2 separate regions of the Homo sapiens genome follow, and region 2 is linked to region 1. The links are chromatin loops, found by intact Hi-C in ENCODE. Cell type or tissue: B cell. All regions are shown on one strand. Links, peaks and the distances in the headings refer to the core of each region. The heading gives the core; the rest is flanking DNA.

Region 1 (9,926 bases), core at 1,386-9,385:
TTTGTAGAGATAGGTTTCACCATGTTGCCTGGGCTGGTCTTGAACTCCTTGGCTCAAGTGATCTGCCCACCTCAGCTTCCCAAAAGTGCTGGGGCTATAGGTGTGAGCCACCACACCTGGCCAAGGCTAAGTAATTTATAAAGAGAGAGTGTTTATTTTGGCTCACAGTTCTGCAGGCTGTACAGGAAGCGTGGAATTAACATCAGCTTCTGGTGAAAGCTTCAGGAAGGTTACAATCATGGTGGAAGGTGAAGGGGAGCAGTGTATCAAATGGCAAGAGAGAGAGTAAGAGGTGGGGAGAGGTCCTAGAATTTTTAACAACCAGATCTAGTATAAACTGAGTGAGAACTTAATTATCATCAAGGGTGCTAAAGCATTCACGAGGCATCTTCCCCATGATCCAATCACCTCCCACCAGGCCCCACCTCCAACACTGGAAATCATATTTTTCATATCTCTTTTTGTTGTTGTTTTTGTTTTGTTTGAGACGGAGTCTTGCTCTGTCACCCAGGCTGAATTGCAGTGGCGCGATCTTGGCTCACTGCAACCTCCACCTTCTGGGTTCAAGCAATTCTCCTGTCTCAGCCTCTCGAGTAGCTGGAACTACAGACACATGCCACCACGTCAGGCTAATTTTTGTATTTTTAGTAGAGACAGGGTTTCACCATATTGCTCAGGCTGTTCTTGAATTCCTGACCTCAGGTGATCCACCCGCCTCAGCCTCCCAAAGTGCTGAGATTACAGGCATGAGCCACCACACCCAGAGGTTTTTTGATCGTTTTTTTGAGATAGAGTGTCTCTCTGTTGCCCAAGCTGGAGTGCAGTGGCGCAATCTCAGCTCACTGCAACCTCTGTCTCCCAGGTTCAAGTGATTCTCGTGCCTCAGCCTCCCAAGTAGCTGGGATTACAGGCGCCTGCCACCAAGACCAGCTAATTTTTGTATTTTTAGTACAGACAGGGTTTCACCATGTTAGCAAGGCTGGTCTTGAATTCTTGACCTTAAGTGATCTGTCCGCCTCAGCCTCCCAAAGTGCTGGGATTACAGGTGTGAGCCACTGTGCCCGACCCCGGGAATCATATTTCAACATGAGACATAAAAGGAATAAACATCCAAACCATATACATTTGATTGCAGTTAAGATAAGTACTACTATGAAAAGAAATAGTGTGCAAAAATGACTGAGAAACAGGAGGACCTATTGTGTTTGGGGGAATCAGATGTCCTCTACGAGGAAGCTGATAACTGGAGAATAGGTAGGAGTTTGCCAAGTGAAGCAGGTGGCGAAGGGCATTCTGGCAGGGGGAACAGCAAGTGCAAAGGCCTAGAGGTAGGAAAATGGTACAATTGTTAAAGAAACTGCAAGCAGTCAGGGTGGCTTGCTGAGATGAAGATGGGCATTGTATGCCTAAGATCTCAGAAGCACAGACAACAAAAACAGACAAACAGGACTTAAACCAAAAAGCTTCTGTACAGCAAAAGAAATAATCAAGATAATGAACCAACAACACACACAATGAAAGAAAATATCTGTGGGCCAGGCACAGTAGCTCACACTTGTAATCCCAGCATTTTGGGAGGCCAAGGTGGGCAGATCACCTGAGGTCAGGAGCTTGAGACCAGCCTGGCCAACATGGTAAAACCCCATCTCTACTAAAAATGTAAAAATTAGCTGGGTGTGGTGGCATGTACCTGTAATCCCAGCTACTTGGGAGGCTGAGGCAGGAGAGTTGCTTGAACCCCGGAGATGGATGTTTCAGTGAGCCAAGATTGCACCACTGCACTCCAGCCTGGTCGACAGAGCGAAACTCTGTCTCAAAAAAAAAGTTCGAGACTAGCCTGGCCAACATGGTGAAACCCTGTCTCTACTAAAAATTCAAAATATTTAGCCAGGCGTGGTGGCATGTCCCTGTGGTTCCAGCTACTTGGGAGGCTAAGGCACAAGAATGGCTTGAACTGAGATTGCGGTGAGCCGAGATCGCGCCACTGCTCTCCGGTCTGGGTCACAGAGTGAGACTTTGTCTCAAAAAAAAAAAAAAAGAAAAATAGACATTGCATGTTCTCATTCCTAAGTCAGTGCTAAAAAAGGTGTACACATGGACATAGAGAGTAGAATGATAGATACTGGAGATCAGAAGGATGAGGGGGTGTTAGGGGGTAGATGATGAGAAATTACATAATGGGTACAATGTATACTATTTGGATGACAGATACCCTAAAAGCCCTGACTTGACCACTTCTCATGTAATGTAATTGCATTTCTACCCCATATATATATATATAAATGTCCAACAAGTATACGAAAAAAGACATATATATATGTCTTTATATATATATATGTCTTTATATATATATGTCTTTATATATATATGTCTTTATATATATATATATATATATATATATGTCTTTATATATCTATGTTTTTATATGCATATAAAGATGGGCACTGGCCTGAGATGACCTGAAGCAGGTGACAAGTGAGAGTATACAATGCAAATTATTTTTTGTTTTGTTTTTGTTTGATTTATTTATTTTTCTGAGACCGAGCCTCATTCTGTCGACCAGGCTGGAGTGCAGTGGCACGATCTCCGCTCACTGCAACCTCCACCTCCTGGGTTGGAGTGATTCTAGTGCCTCAGCCTCCTAAGCAGCTGGGATTACAGGGGTCCGCCACCATGCCCGGCTAATTTTTGTATTTTTTTTTAGTATAGGCGGGGTTTCATCATGTTGGCCAGGCTGGTCTCAAACTCCTGGCCTAAGTGATCCGCCCACCTCAGCCTCCCAAAGTGCTGGGATTACAGGCTTGAGCCACCACAGCCAGCCTATTTTATTTTAAAATGTAAATCTTTATATATATATATATTTTTTTTTTTTTTTTAATTATACTTTAAGTTCTAGGGTACATGTGCACAACGTGCAGGTTTGTTACATATGTATACATTTGCCATGTTGGTGTGCTGCACCCATTAACTCACCATTTACATTGGGTATGTCTCCTAATGCTATCCCTCCCCCCTCCCCCCTCCCCCCACCCCACAACAGGCCCCGGTGTGTGATGTTCCCCTTCCTGTGTCCAAGTGTTCTCATTGTTCAATTCCCACCTATGAGTGAGAACATGTGGTGTTTGGTTTTTTGTCCTTGTGATAGTTTGCTGAGAATGATGGTTTCCAGCTTCATCCATATCCCTACAAAGGACATGAACTCATCATTTTTTATGGCTGCATAGTATTCCATGGTGTATATGTGCCACATTTTCTTAATCCAGTCTATCATTGATGGGCATTTGGGTTGGTTCCAAGTCTTTGCTATTGTGAATAGTGCCACAACAAACATACGTGTGCATGTGTCTTTATAGCAGCATGACTTATAATCCTTTGGGTATATACCCAGTAATGGGATGGCTGGGTCAAATGGTATTTCTAGTTCTAGATCCCTGAGGAATCACTACACTGTCTTCCACAATGGTCAAACTAGTTTACAGTCCCACCAACAGTGTAAAAGTGTTCCTATTTCTCCACATCCTCTCCAGCACCTGTTGTTTCCTGACTTTTTAATGATCGCCATTCTAACTGGTGTGAGATGGTATCTCATTGTGGTTTTAATTTGCGTTTCTCTGATGGCCAGTGATGATGAGCCTTTTTTCATGTGTCTGTTGGCTGCATAAATGTCTTCTTTTGAGAACTGTCTGTTCATATCCTTCGCCCACTTGTTGATGGGGTTGTTTTTTTCTTGTAAATTTGTTTGAGTTCTTTGTAGACTCTGGATATTAGCCCTTTGTCAGATGAGTAGATTGCAAAAATTTTCTCCCATTCTGTAGGTTGCCTGTTCACTCTGATGGTAGTTTCTTTTGCTGTGCAGAAGCTCTTTAGTGTAATTAGATCCCATAAAATGTAAATCATTATAAATGAATAGTCTCATGACTTTAACTGTTTTTCTTTCCAATTCTTGGTTCTCTGCCCTCCTTCCCCACATGTTTCTTCCCTAATACTTCCTATCTCAGGGAATCATAGCTCCATTTCTGTTATGGGCTGAACTGTGTCCCTTTGAAAATTTACATGATGAAGTCCTAACCCTCAGTACCTCAGGATGTAATGTTATTTGGAGACAGGGTCTTCAGAGAGAGAGAGAATCAAGTTAAAATGAAGTCCTTAAGATGGGGGCCCAATCCAATATGACTAATGTTCTTGTAAAAAGAGAAAATTTGGGCCAGGTGTGGTGACTCATGCTTGTAATCCCAGCACTTTGGGAGGTCAAGGCGGGAGGACTTCTTGAGTCCAGCAGTTGTAGGCAAGCCTGGGCAACACAGCAAGACCCCATCTTTAAAAAAAAAAAATTAGCCAGGTGTGGTGGCACATGCCTGTAGTCCCGGCTACTAGGGAGGCTGAAGAGGGAGGTTCACTTGAGCCTAGCAGGCTGAGACTGCAGTGAGCCGTGATCGTGCCACTGCACTCCAGCAACAAAGTGAGACCTTGTCTCAAAAAAAAAAAAAAAAAAAGAGAGAGACGAACAAATTTGGACACAGACACACACCAAGGGAAGACAATATACAGAGACATAGGAAGACTATGGTCATCTACAAGCCATGGAGAGAGGTCTGGAATAGATTCTTCTTTCAAAACTCTCAGAAGGGCCAGGTGTGGTGGCTCACACCTCTAATCCTATCACTTTGGGAGGCAGAGGTGGGCAGTTGCTTGAGCTCAGGAGTTCGAGACTAGCCTGAGCAACATGGCGAAACCCTGTCTCTACAAAAAAATACAAAAATTAGCCAGGCATGGTGGTGCATGCCCATGGTCCCAGCTACTCAGAAGGCTGAGGCGGGAGGATCACTTGAGCCTGGGAGGCAGAAGTTGCAGTGAGTTGAGATCGCACCACTGCACTCCAGCCTGGGAAACAGACTGAGACCCTGTCTCAAACAAACAAACAAAGAAACAAACAAAAAATCCTCAGAAGGAACCAACCTTGCTTACTTATGAAGGTAGATACCACCACCATCATCCCAGAAAACTGGGAAACAGGTAGGTGGAATTACTTCTTCATGGTAACATGCAAAAGATCTGGGACCAAATCCAAGCAGTCCATGATTCAAACACCACACTGCATTGCATGTGCTTTTTTTGGTGAATAATAGTATTGAAGTTTCCCCCACCATCCTCACATTCATTAACTCATACGTAGCAGTTACCAGCTTTAAACTCAACATCTTCCGGGAACCTCACCCCCAGACTAGGTGCCCGGACTTCTCATCCCCGTTGGAATGATTCCTTCAAGCAGCCTCCCTGTCTTTCATGAGAAAGGGAAGCTGCCAGTCTCCTTGGGAACTCGATCCTCAAACCTAACTCTGCCTGGCACAGAGTAGGCATTTAATGAATACTGAAGGAACAAAAACGTACAGTGTTTGCTTTTCCTTGAGTGAAAACTCTTCAATAATATCTTTTGTCCACTTTTCCTTTGTGCTAACAACTTTTTTATTTTTATTTTTATTTTTATTTTTTGAGATGGACTCGTTAGGTTGCCCAGGCTGGAGTGCAGTGGCGTAATCTCGGCTCGCTGCAACATTCATCTCCCGGGTTCAAGTGATTCTCATGCCTCAGCCTCCTGGTAACTGGGTAACTGGGATTACAGGCGCGCACCACCACACCTGGCTAATTTTGTAATTTTAGTAGAGATGGGGTTTTGCCCTGTTGGCCAGGCTGGTCTCGAACTCCTGACTTCAGGTGATCCGCCCACCTCGGCTTCCCAAAGTGCTGGGATTACAGGCATGAGCCATAACTTTTTGTTTTTGTTTTTTTGTGTTTTTGTGAGACGGAGTCTCGCTCTGTTGCCCAGACTGGAGTGCAGTGGCGCGATCTCGGCTCACCGCAAGCTCCGCCTCCTGGGTTCACGCCATTCTCCCGCCTCAGCCTCCCGAGTAGCTGGGACTACAGGCGCCTGCCACCGCGCACGGCTAGTATTTTTAGTAGAGACGGGGTTTCACCGTGTTAGCCAGGATGGTCTCTATCTCCTGACCTCGTGATCCACCCGCCTCGGCCTTCCAAAGTGCTGGGATTACAGGCGTGAGCCACCGCGCCCGGCCACAACTTTTTCTTAATCTAATTTTTTTGCAGGAGACGAATGTTAGCAAATTTCCAAGTCTGAACTACAAATCCCAGTGCAGCAAGGCCTGTGATGCACACAAGGTGGCGATGGAGGACATAGCATCTTTCAGAGCTCCCTGCTGCTGATGATCTTTTCAAATGAGAAAGGCATTTAATGCTGCTTCATCTTCTGGCTTTTCATCAATGTGGAGACCCGTCCTTTAGTTTTAGCAATTCAGTGGTGCTCCAAGGAGAATTTCCCCCTCCTCGTTTTCAAATATCTCTTTCATCTGATTTCTTTTCCCTGTTACCACATAGATCCACCCATGAGCCAAAATAATCTTCTTTGAAATAAAAATATGAACAGGGCCTACCAGAACACTTGGAAAAAAGATTTTGAGTAGGTGTGTGTGTTTCCTCTTTGAGACTGTAATTAGTAAGACGGAAATAATCAATCTCCCCCATAGGTTCTGTGTGTGTGTGTGTGTGTGTGTGTGTGTATTTTTTCCTTGGTGTTTTGAAAGGCCTTAAAAATTAACATGGCTGCCTCATCTAAAACCACCTTTAAGCTCTAATAAAGTTTATCAAGGACCACTTATCTTCACACCACACTCACATATTTTTGGACCCAGGAAGGATTACGAAGTCATTTTAGACAGTCAGCTGGTATAGAAAACCAGCAGAAGGGAGAGATATTGCAAAATCCCAGAGGGGCCCCAGCTTGAGCCAGGGCTAGCGAGTATCACGTCAGCAGCTGGGGCAGGAGGGAGATGATCTCCATCAACAAGCCTGCTGCTCCCTCTTGGGGAGATGCCTCCCAGGAGTAACTGAGGTCCAACCTAGTCATAGCTATTCTTCCTATTTTCCTCATATTTCTTCTCTGCTTCTAACTTAGGGTTGCCCAGCCAACACTTTCTCTTGCTCCTTTTCCCATCCTGATCCCCCATTCTTGAATAGAAGAGTAGAAATGACGATTCCAAAGAAAAGAAGTCATAAGCCATAAATCTTTCCTTCCTATAAATGAATGTCTTGTGTGTGTATGTGTGTGTTGTCTAGACTAGATACAGATTCTCTTCCTCGTAGCTTCCAACCTAAAGTTCTTTTGACCAGGCATTTTCTTTGTCTTGCTGATCTGTTCTAGAAATCCCTACTAAATGGTCTCCTTTCCGGAGGGGGTTCTATAAATATTAATTCATCAGCTGCCTCATCATGGTGCAGTGGCAGCCATGCAGTCCTATGACTAATTAATTACTGTTGCTAAAATATTAAATAACTATTCATTATGCAGTCTAAAGACTTTAAGCCCTAGATCTGTGCTGTTTTCATCACTTAGGCTGAAGGACAAGAGTTCCTGGGCACCTTGACTCCTGATCTTAAAACATCATTAAGAGTAGAAGAAATAAGACTAAGTATAGAAGAAATTTTATCTGAACTATTTAAGATGGTTAGAGTCCTGAATCTAAGCATTTAAAAATTGTGATGGGCCGGTCATAGTGGCTCATGCCTGTAATCCCAGTGCTTTGGGGAGGCCAAGGTGTGAATATCACGTGAGGCTAGGAGTTGGAGATCAGCCTAGGCAACACAGGCAGAGCCCATCTCTAAAAAAATTTTTTTAAAAATGAAAAAATACCAGCCTGGCCAACATGGTGAAACCCCATCTCTACTAAACGTACAAAAGTTAGCCGGGTGTGGTGGTGGGTGCCTGTAATCCCAACTACTCGGGAGGCTGAACCAGGAGAATCACTTGAACCCGGGAGGCGGAGGTTGCAGTGAGCCAAGATCTAGCCATTGCACTCCAGCCTGGGTGACAGAGTGAAACTCCATCTCGAAATAAATAAATAAAATAAAATGGGCCAGGCGCAGTGGCTCATGCCTGTAATCCCAGCACTTTGGGAGGCCGAGGTGGGTGGATCACCTGAGGTCAGGACTTTGAGACCAGCCTGACCAACATGGTGAAACCCCGCCTCTACTAAAAATACAAAATTGGCCGAGCGTGGTGGTACATGCCTGTAATCCCAGCTACTCGGGAGGCTGAGGCAGGAGAATCACTTGAACCCAGGAGATGGAGGTTGCAGTGAGCCAAGATTGCACTACTGCACTCCAGCCTGGGTGACAGAGCAAGACTCTGTCTCAAAAAAAATAAAATAAAATAAATAATAGAGACAGGGTCTCTCTCTGTCACCCAGGCTAGAGTGCAGTGACACAACCATGGCTCATTGCAGCTTCAACCTCCTGGGCTCAAGCAATCCTCCCACCTCAGCCTTCTAAGTAGCTAGGACTACAGCTGCACATCACGATGCTCACCTAATTTTGCTTGTTTATTTATTTATTTATTTATTTAGAGACAGCGTTGCACTCTTGTTGCCCAGGCTGGAGTGCAATGGCGCTATCTCGGCTCACCGCAACCTCCGCCTCCTGGGTTCAAGTGATTCTCCTGCCTCAGCCTCCTGAGTAGCTGGGACTACAGGTGCACGCCACGACACCTGGCTAATTTTTATATATTTTTTAGTAGAGAAAGGGTTTTGCCATGTTGGCCACGCTGCTCTCGAACTCCTGACCGCAGGTGATCTGCCTGCCTCAGCCTCCCAAAATGCTGGGATTACAGGTGCAAGCCACCACATCCAGCCTATATATATATTTTTAATTGTGATAGATAGTTGTTATTAGGTTTGGAAAAGGGAATGAAGGGCCGGGCGCGGTGGCTCACACCTGTAATCCCAGCACTTTGGGAGGCCGAGGCGGGTAGATCACGAGGTCAGGAGTTCGAGACCAGCCTGACCGACATGGTAAAACCCCGTCTCTACTAAAAATACAAAAATTAGCCAGGCATGGTGGTGCACGCCTGTAATCCCAGCTACTCGGGAGGCTGAGGCAGGAGAATCACTTGAAACCAGGAGGCAGAGGTTGCAGTGAGTCAAGAGGTTGCAGTGAGCCGAGATCATGCCATTGCACTCCAGCCTGGGCAACAGAGCAAGACTCCGTCTCAAAAAAAAAAAAAAAAGGAATGAAGGAGTTTTCTTACAGTCAAAATAAGGAAGCTGAAGTTGTAAAATCGGACAGACCTGGGTTTACATCTGAGCTTTGATGTTTACTGGCTTTGTGACATTGAGCAAAGTATCTAACTGAGTCTTGACTTCCCAGCTGAAAGTAGGAATAATAATACTCCCCCTCTCAGACATTTGGGAGGATTTGATGAAATGGCCATTCCATTACACTTGCCTGTTTTATTGTTTCCATGGTTCTGATCAACTCTGAACTGCTGGATTTATTGTTCTCTTCTTCCTCCTCTTCCTCTTCTTTTCTTCTTTTTTGAGACAGGGTCTTACTCTGTTGCCCAGGCTGGAGTGCAGTGGCATAATCTTAGCTGAATCACTGCAACTTCTGCCTTCTGGGCTCAAACGATCTTCCTGCTTCAGCCTCCTGAGTAGCTGGGACTATGGGTGTGCACCACCACGCCTGGCTAATTTTTGTATTTTTTGTAGTGACGGGGTTTTGTCATGTTGCCCAAGGGGGTCTCGAGCTTCTGGGCTCAAGAGATCTGCCAGCCTTGGCCTCCCAAAGTGTTGGGATTACCCACGTGAGCCACTGTGCCCGGCCATAATATTCCATCTTATGGATATATCATATTTTAGTTAACCAGCCCCATATTGTTGGACATCTAGATTGATAAGTTTTTCCTTTTGTAAACAATATTGAGCTACACAACCCTGTATATCCATCCTTGACTACGAGTCTGATTATTTCCTTCAGACAACTTCCTCAAAGTTGAATTGCTGGATCAAAGGGTATGCACCTTAATGTTCTCCTGTTATTGTTATTGTTATTATTATTATTATTATTATTATTGAGATGGA
Region 2 (9,926 bases), core at 1,133-9,132, 170 kb after region 1:
GAGCGAGAGACCTTGTCTCAAAAAAATAAAAATTTGTAGAGACGGGGTCTCACTATGTCTCCCAGGCTGGTCTCAAACTCCTGGGCTTAAGCAGTCCTCCTGCCTCAGCCTCCCGAAGTGCTGGAATTACAGGCATGCACCACCATGCAGGGCCAGGGCAGGTGCTTCTTATCTCTTGTTTATTTATTTAGAGACAGAGTCTCACTCTGTCACCCAGGCTGGAATGCAGTGGCATGATGTCAGCTCACTGCAACCTCTGCCTCCTGGGTTCAAGCGATTATCATGCCTCACCCTCCCGAGTAGCTGGGATTACAAGCATGTGCCACCATGCCTGGCTAATTTTTGTATTTTTTGTAGACATGGTGGTTTGCTGTGTTGGCCAGGCTGGTTTTGAACTTCTGGCCTCAAGTGATCCGTCTGCCTCAGCCTCCCAAAGTGCTGGGATTACAGGCATGAGCCACCGCACCTGGCTTTCTTAAGATCTAACTTAATGATGTTTTCATTAAGCCTTTCTGGATGCTCGAATGAAGTCACTGCTCATTCACCTGTGCCTCTGCTTGTACCTTATATTACATAATCACATACTGCAGCCCAGCACTGTGCTCTTTACTGTGTGTGTGTGCCTGTGTGTGGTCTGCGTGTGTGCGCATCTTATTTTCCCTCCATAGTAGGGGCTTTGGCTCATATATCTTTGTGTTCTCCAACACTTCGCAGTGTGCCTTGCTCATAGCAGGTGCTCCATAGATATTAGATTTTTAAAAATTAATTTAGGTGATAAGAATAATAGTCTTCATTTATTAGATGATGAGAATAACAACACATTTATTGAATGCCTGTGCTAGGGACTTAGCCAAGGGCTTTACTTAAGTTATTTCATCACATCTTCACAACAGCCCTGTGAGACACAGGTGCTGTTGTTACCCAGTATTGCAAGTGAGATGATAAATACTGAGTACTGGGGCCAGGTTCTGAATCCAGGAGTTGGACTGCACCAGAGGCTAAGCACTTGCCCTCATTGTTGTGATGCTGGGCTACGTTATGGAAGACAAAGATGTCTCGGGGTATTTGTTGTTTTATAAGAATTTCAGGCTGGGCGCGGTGGCTCAAGCCTGTAATCCCAGCACTTTGGGAGGCTGAGGCAGGCGGATCACCTGAGGTCAGGAGTTCGAGACCAGCCTGGCCAACATGGTGAAACCCTGTCTCTACTAAAAATACAAAAATTAACCGGGCGCGGTGGCATGTGCCTGTAATCCCAGCTACTTGGGAGGCTAAGGCAGGAGAATCTCTTGAACCCAGGAGGCAGAGGTTGCAGTAAGCCAGGACCGCGCCACTGCACTCCAGCCTGGGCAATAGAACGAAACTCTGTCTCAAAAAAAAAAAAAAATTCAATGAGCTCTATAAGTGCATTTTATTGTTTTGATGCTGCTCCAAAAGAGTCAGCACCCACTTGGGAGTTGCGGGAGTTGTTTTCACAGATTCAACATGTGCCCTCTACAGGAGAGCGACTTGCAGTTGTGGAGGTACAGTGTGAACGGCTGAGGATGCTCTACCGGGACTGTGCTCGGCCCCCACCACCTCCTTTGCAGGCTGACCGAAGACAGGTGAGCCCTCTGCGGTGCTTCGCGCCTCCTGCAGCCTCCACACACATCACTGAGTAAGGCCAGCAGCAAGTTAAGGACATTTAGAATAAGTGTTTGCAAAGCCGTTTGGAGGTGCATTCTTTTGCAGTGACATGCCCTCTTTGCGGTGCCATGCTCTCATCTTTGAATGTCAGAGCAAATTGAGCTGACATTCTGAATATTGGAAAATTATAGCAGGGGAGCGAAACTTCATAATTTATAAATAGCTTCTTTGTGCTGTCAATAACAAAAAGAAAGCTTTTTTTTTTTAAGTTTAGAGATACAGTCAGTTTCATAACAGAGAACATAAGTGAGTAATTAAAAAACAAAAGTGGGCTGGGCATGGTGGCTCACGCCTGTAATCCCAACATTTTGAGAGGCCATGCTGGGCAGATCACATGAGGCCGGAAGTTTGAGACCAGCCTGGCCAACATGTTGAAACCCATCTCTACTAAAAATACTAAAATTAGCTGGGCATGGTGGTGCACATCAGTAATCCCAGCTACTTGGGAGGCTGAGGCAGGAGAATCGCTTCAACCTGGGAGGTAGAGGTTGCAGTAAGCTGAGATTGTGCCACTGCACTCCAGCCTGGGTGACAGAGCAAGACTCTGTCCAAAAAAAAAAGAGGGGCAAAATGTTAAAAATTGGTACATCTATTAATGTTCTTAGCAGCATTATTCACAACAGCCAAAAAGTGGAAACTGCAAATATACATCAACTGATGAATAAATAAAATATGCAATAGCCATGTAATGGAATATCATTTGTTCATAAAAAGGAATGAGGTATTGATATATGCTACAACATGAATGAACTTGAAATTACAGTAAGTGAAAGAAGCCAGACACAAAAGACCACATCTTATATAAATTCCATTTATATGAAATGTCTAGTGCAGGTAAATCCATAGACATAGAAAATAGATTAGTGATTGCCAGGAGCTGTGGGGGCAAAGGAGAGTTAAGGGAAGAGAGGAACGGCGATTGACTACTAAAGGGTATGGAATTTCCTTCAGTAGGGACAAAAATGTTCTAAAATTAGATCACGATAATGGTTGCACAACTCTGTGAATATATTAAAAACCATTGACTTACCCCATAAATATATACACCTACCATGTACCCATAAATATTAAAAATCAAAACAAAACATTGACTTATACACTTCAAATGGGTGAATTGTGTGTTATATGAATTTTTTTTTTTTTTTTGAAATGGAGTCTCACTCTGTCACCCAGGCTGGAGTGCAGTGGCCTGATCTTAGCTCACTGCAACCTCCACCTCCCGGGTTCAACTGATTCTCCTACCTCAGCCTCCTGAGTAGCTGGGATTCTGCAGCCTGGATGACAGAATGAGACTGTCTCAAAAAATAAAAAAATAATAATAAATTTTTTAAAAGTTGCTTTTATCTGATAGAGAAGCTTGAGATTTTTATGATTAGAATGATTAAAAATAAAACTGAGAAAGCAAGACAACTAACCTTTAAAAAAAGAAAAAGGAAGTGTCACCATGGTTCCCCTGCTTAGCCTTGAGCTGAATATTAAGTCATGCATTTATAAATTGTACTAAAATTTGTTCAGTAACTACATGGGGGCTATAAGAGGATGGGGACCAGACCTTGGAATTGATGATAATGGAAGATAAATAGTGTCTTAAAGGGATAGTAAAAATTTTATTTGGAAAAAAGATACACTTTTTAAAAAATATATGTGCCTGGCTGGGCATGGCGGCTCACGCCTATAATCCTAGCACTTTGGAAGGCCAAGACAGACAGATAGCTTGAGCCCAGGAGTTTGAGATCAGCCTGGGCAATATAGCAAGATCTCATCTTTACAAAAAATACAAAAATTAGCTGGGTGTGGTGATGCACACCTGTAGTCCCAGCTACTGGGGAGGCTGAAGCAAGAGGACCACTTGAGCCCAGGAGCTTGAGGCTGCAGCGAGCTATGATTGCACCACTGCACTCCAGTCTGGGTGATAGGAGTGAGACTCTGTCTCTAAATAAATAAATTGTGTGTGTGTGTGTGTGTGTATGTGTGTGTGTGTGTGTATGTGTGTGTGTGTGTGTATGCCTATATTTTAATACCATCAGATAAAATTTTTTTCTTCTTTGAGAGAGTAAAGGGATTGTGTTTGCAGTTCTACTGAATATGGGTTTTTCTCCCTGATGCAGCCCAAAGAGATTACTTGGAGCCCCTCGCGAGTGTTTCCGCCTGTTCGAGCCTGCATGTTCTCATCTCACCTTACCTCAGTCACCTTCCTGGCTGACCCCAGCGCTGGGGGAGGCCTGCCCCGGGGCACTTTTATCTATGCCACTTCACCACTGCCAGTTCAGGTGAGACATCACATGACACACTGTCTTTTGCATCTTCAGATTTGAAAGAAAAAGCAGGTCTCAGGCCCAGGATTAGCCCTCTGATTGCTGCTCTCTTCTGGCATCTCTTCAGGCCCCGTCTTTTTACTGGGAAATTGAAATCGTTTCCTATGGAGACACCGATGATGACACCGGACCCATAGTTTCCTTTGGCTTCACTACAGAAGCAGAGAAGCGAGATGGGGCTTGGACTAATCCAGTGGGCACTTGTCTTTTCCATAAGTAAGTAAAAGAAGTAGCTCAGTGTGACAGAGAGCAGTAGCCTCCCACAAGGTGTGTATAGGTGTTCAGGAAGTCAAAATAGAGTTCTGTCTTCAAGTGAGTTTGGGGAAAGGAGAGCATTATTTTTCCTTTCTGGAGATTTCCAGTGCACATTAGTAAGATTCCTTCCTAGTTGACCTGTAATTTTTTAAAAATCTGTTTATTTTGCAAATTCTATAACCCTTTATTCTAGGAATACAGTTTGGGAAATATTGGTGTGGGTATTTTAATACTAAAGTGATACTATAATAATCTCACAATGCTGACCACCCCCCCTCCACTTCACCACTTCCCTGTTTGTGTGTTGGCCAGTGAGGCTTATCTTTCTTGTCTTTGACCTCCCTTCTTTGTATTTTTCATAGCAACGGCCGAGCCGTGCACTATAATGGCTCCAGTTTGTTACAGTGGAAGAGCGTTCGCTTAGACGTGACTCTCTCCCCCGGTGAGTGCAGTGGGAGCTTTTCCACCCTGTGTGATTCTGTTGGTCTCAGGTTTGGGTCTAAACAGGTTAAAGTTGAATAAATTTAGCAATTGGAAATGGGCAGTTTGTCATTTAGCAAAAACCAAACACGTCCTTGCTGCCCCCTAGTTTACACCAAACCCCTCACTTTATGAGCCCTCGCCATTAGAGCCTCCATTTGGTAACTCCAGAGTTACGTGTACTTTTGTGCCTTAGTCATTAGATAATTCAGAGATTTTGCTTCTATCTGAAGTTTAGTCTTTCATTAATGAGCAGATAAATAGCTTCAAAAAAAGAGAACTCCACCTCTAGCTGTGAGGCACTGGAGAAGTGCCTTATTGGGCCAGGCACAGTGGCTCACGCCTATAATTCCAGCATTTGGGGAGGCTGAGGCAAGAGGATCACTTGAGCCCAGGAGTTCAAGACCACCCTGGGCAACATGGCGAAACCCCATCACTACAAAAAATACAAAAATTAGTGGTGGCGCATGCCTGTGGTCCCAGCTACTCGAGAGGCTGAGGCAAGAAAATCACTTGAACCCAGAAGGTTGAGGCTGCAGTGAGTTGTGATCATACCACTACACTCCAGCCTGGGTGACAGAGTGAGACCCTATCTCAAAAAACAGAGAGAGAGAGAAATGCCTTATTGGTAGATACAGCCTATAAACATCTGGTCAAGCTTTGACAAATGTTCTGCCTCTATGTTTCAGTCACATAGACAGTCAACTCAATAAAGAACCCTTTCCTCCTTCTTTTTAGTCTCCATGTAAATAACTAGATCTGTATAGTAGTTGAATTAGGATTGGCCCTACGTACTCCAGCTATAGCAAAAAAACAGAACTGTCCTGCTGACATTCGAAGCAGCCGAATATGTTGGTTACTTATTTTTAGACAATGCATCTTAGGCTTCATCTATAATAGAACTTAAATTGAGATACATAGTAAACAATCTGGGATGATGAGATGGGGAATATGAAGTCACTCCAATAGGTAGCCTCTTGTAGCTGCCTGGAGGTTACTTTTGCCATCACTTGTCCTTAAGGGGGCTGCTTGTTAAATTACACTTTTCCTGGGAGCACAGTGCGGTTTTTTTGTGTTTTTTGTTTGTTTGTTTGTTCTTTTGAAGTGGAGTCTTGCTCTGTCACTCAGGCTGGAGTGCAGTGGTGCAATCTCAACTCACTGCAACCTCCGCCTCCTGGGCTCAAGCAATTCTCCTGCCGTAGCCTCCCAAATAGCTGGGATTACAGGTGCCTGCCACCATGCCCAGCTAATTTTTGTATTTTAGTAGAGACGGGGTTTCACCATGCTGGCCAGGCTGGTCTCAAACTTCTGATCTCAAGTAATCTCCCTGCCTAAGCCTCCCAAAGTGCTGGGCTCTCAGGTGTGAGCCACCACACCCGGCCCCTGGCAGCATAGTGTTTTTACTCAAGCCAAGTCATACTATGACTTGGAAATCATTTCAGGGCAAAGTAAAAATTTTTCTCTTACTTCACAAAGCATAACTCAGACATCTCAGCAGAGTACTTACCTAAGTGCTTTCAGCACAAAAGGGTGTATGTCAGGGGGTGGGTGGTAGGCTGGGGGAGCGTTTTCAGTGTTTTTATTTCCTTGTTGCTGTATTTGTTGTTTTATCAGTTGTGGTTTTTGAGAACATTTAGGACTGGACTACGGGCACACAGACTACCCTCTTTCTAGAGAAATGTGTCTGCAAAGGAATAGGAATTAGAACCCAATCTGTCTAACAGAATCTCAACCCCTCTACCAATACATGGGCTTCCATTCATCAACAGATACTTGCTGAGCATCTCCTACCTGCTAGACCCTCTTCTGGCCCCTGGGGATGCCGTGGCGAACAATGACAAGTCCCCAGCCACTGGGAAGCTCCCATTCCTGTGGTACCTAAGCCATAGGAGACTCTGTGATCAAAACAGAACCTTAGAACTTCATGCACTTACTGGAGAGTTTACAAAAGATAAATTATAAGGCCACACGTGCTAGCAGCTTGCTTGAGGCAGCTGATGTAAGAGTGCCGATGCAATTGACAGGCTTCTCTTGGTTCTGTAAGTCCTACCACAGTGTCCAGTCATCTTATCAGATAACAGCCTGGATTCTGTTGGTTATCTTCACTTTTTGCAAAATGCCTTAAATGCTTATAAGTAGGAAACATAATGGAATTTAGTGGTCTATCTTTAGCTTACATTGTAGGTGAAGTTTAAAATTATATATGTATTTTTTTTCTTTTTTATTTTTTTTGAGACTGGGTCTCACTCTGTCACCCAGGCTAGAGTGCAGTGGTGCAATCACAGCTCACTGCAGGCTTGACCCCCTGAGCTCAAGTGACCCTCCCATCTCAGCCTCCTGAGTAACTGGGACCATAGGCACACACTACCATGCCTGACTAATTTCTGTATTTTTTGTAGAGACGAGGTCTCACTGTGTTGCCTAGGCTGGTCTTGAACTCCTGGGCTCAAGCAATCTTCCCACCTTGGCCTCCCAAAATGCTGGGATTACAGGCATGAACCATCATGTCTGGCCTTAAATTTTATATATATATTATATATATATATATATATATGTATATATTTTTTTGAGACGGAGTCTTGCTCTGTCGCCCAGGCTGAAGTGCAGTGGCACAATCTTGGCTCACTGCAACCTCCGCCTCCCGGGTTCACGCCATTCTTCTGCCTCAGCCTCCCAAGTAGCTGGGACTACAGGTGCCTGCCACCTAGCCCGGCGAAATTTTTGTATTTTTAGTAGAGACAGGGTTTCACCGTGTTAGCCAGGATGGACTCGATCTCCTGACCTTGTGATCCACCCACCTCGGCCTCCCAAAGTGCTGGGATTACAGGCTTGAGCCACTGTGCCCGGCCTAAATTATATATTTTTAGGCCATTTCTGAATATTCACCGGAGATGATATTACTAATACCTTTTTACTTATTCGTCATAAGTAATCCTCCATGTGTCAAAAGAGAAAAACTTCATTTTTCTATTTTAAAAATAGTACCTAGTGTTTTTCATTTTTTTCTTGCCTGCCAGGAAAATAAAGGCTAAATTTAATATGTAATTGCGGTAACTAATTTAACACAGACACTAGGCATTTTCCTTCTAAAAATTCTGACAGCTTCTTTAAATGGGTTGTTTCTGTTATGTTACTTTATATCTAAATACAAAAACTTAGGCTGGGCGTGGTGGCTCACGACTGTAATTCCAGCACTTTGAGAGGCCGAGGCAGGTGGATTGCCTGAGGTCAACAGTTCGAGACCAGTCTGGCCAACATGGCAAAACCCTGTCTCTACTAAAAATACAAAAATTAACTGGGCGTGCTTGTAGGCGCCTGTAATCCCAGCTACTCTGGAGGCTGAGGCAGGAAAATTGCTTGAACCTGGGAGGCAGAGGTTGCAGTGAGCCGAGATGGCACCACTGTACTCCAGCCTGGGCAACAGAGTGAGACTCCGTCTCAATAAATAAATAAATAAATAAATAACAATAACTTCATGTCCATTTCAGAAGTAAATGAGAGCATAAATAGTCTGTGATGTGTAGGGTGACACTCCGGTTGCAAATTTAAAATTTACTTAATAAAAGGGAGAAAATATGTTTTCCTTCCCGTTCTCTGCTATAGGTGACGTGGCAGGAATTGGCTGGGAGAGAACTGAGGGGACTCCACCTCCTCCGGGACAGCCAGCCAAGGGCCGGGTGTACTTCACATACTGCGGGCAGCGCCTCTCACCATATCTTGAAGACGTCTCTGGTGGCATGTGGCCAGTGGTTCACATTCAGAAAAAGGCAGGTTACCTTGTTGGGAAAGGAAAACAAATTCTCCTTCATCACCTGTTCCTGTTAGACATGGAAAAATGAAAGGGAGCAAACGGGCCCTCATTGTACATAATATTGGTACACAATGGCAGAGGAAGGGCAGAGCCAGCTTGAGCAAGTGTGTGTCTTCCTTTGTGTTGACCCCACAGTCTTAGCTTGAACAATGCTATATCAGGAACTTAGTGCTTCATTGCCTTGACATTTTTTTAGCAACCTTTCCCAGACAACAATGCAAGGAACACTAGAGTTCTTTCAAATGTCAGTAAAATGATTATGTGATTAAGTAAATTTTGAAAGTGATTCTCTTTGGTTGCTCAGTATGTCAGAAACTTGGAGAGAACCTTCGGTAAAGATTTGTAAGTTCAACTTAGTTAACCAGCATCCTCATACATATTTAATGATGGAACTCTTGTTTCTTAAGGGGCATCTATTAATATCCAATGTTCTGGAACATTATTACTTACTACATGCTGGTAGCTCCCACATCCATATCTCTATCCCAGACCTTTCCCTAAACTCCATGCTCACATACCCAGCAGCCTGGGCAGCATCTCTAAAGAGATGCCTTATTGGCATGTCAAGGTTAACGTGACCAAGACTTAGCCTAACTCTCCCCCAAACCCAAAGCTGCCACTTCCCCAGTCTTCTTCATCTCAGGAAATGGCAGCTCCATGCTTGTAGTTGCTAAGGCCAAAAACCTTGATATTCTCCTTGACTCCTCTTTTTTCTTCTGCTCCACATCCAACCTGTCAGCAGATCTTGGTTCTAACCTTCAAAATGTATCTAGAATCTGACCCCTTCTCCCATTCTTCCATCAACAACCCGGCCCTGCCACCATCTTCCCTTGGGTAGCTCATTACAGTGTTCTGACTCCTCTCCCAGTCCCCATTCTTGCCCGTTCACGTCTTATCTTTTTTTTTTTTTTCCCCCTTCAGGACATCTCTAAGGTAATACATGTCTTTTCAACCCAGCAACCACAGTGATCTTTTCAAGATGTTAGTTGGAATGTCACTATCCAGTTAGTGGCTTCTCGTGTCATGCATTTTAAAGGCCCAAGTCTTTATAATGACTTACAAGATGCCAGGTGTGGTGGTGCCAGAGTAGTCCCCGCTGCTCTGGAGGCTGAGTTGGGAGTATCACTTGAGCCCAGGAGTTCCAGGCTGCAATGCGTTATGATTGCACCTATGAATAGTCAGTTGTACTCCAGCCTAGGCAACATAGTGAGACTCCAGATGTGTACCACCACACTGGGCTAATTTTTGTATTTTTAGTAGAAATGAGGTTTCACCATGTTGGCTAGGCTGGTCTTGAACTCCTGACCTCATGATCCGCCCACCTCGGCCTCCCAAAGTGCTGGGATTACAGGCAAGAGCTACTGCATCCGGCCAAGACTCCG

The links. Hi-C counts contacts between places; a loop is a spot of excess contacts. Peaks named below come from ENCODE experiments on the same cell type or tissue, not always from the same donor. Only the 100,000 strongest peaks of a DNase experiment are listed, where the experiment ranks them.
Region 2: it touches region 1 in a loop (6-fold over the local background); 2 of 110 quality-filtered maps call a loop at or near these places.

Annotation. Positions count from the first base shown.
Region 1 is chr12:112,383,775-112,393,700 of GRCh38, reverse strand. No RefSeq gene overlaps it. Among named protein-coding and RNA genes, the nearest start is that of HECTD4, 6.3 kb to the right of the region's middle. In B cell, for the core only: a CTCF peak has its summit at 6,159 (motif pointing right); DNase peaks (open chromatin) are centred at 5,868 and 6,170.
Region 2 is chr12:112,211,061-112,220,986 of GRCh38, reverse strand. It overlaps HECTD4 (HECT domain E3 ubiquitin protein ligase 4), which reads left to right. Exons shown (of 76, transcript NM_001388303.1): 45 at 1,498-1,601; 46 at 3,792-3,953; 47 at 4,066-4,214; 48 at 4,616-4,695; 49 at 8,337-8,500. Among named protein-coding and RNA genes, the nearest start is that of MIR6861, 53 kb to the right of the region's middle. In B cell, for the core only: no CTCF peak of the experiment used is centred there; a DNase peak (open chromatin) is centred at 4,615; H3K4me3 peaks cover 919 bases; H3K27ac peaks cover 5,248 bases.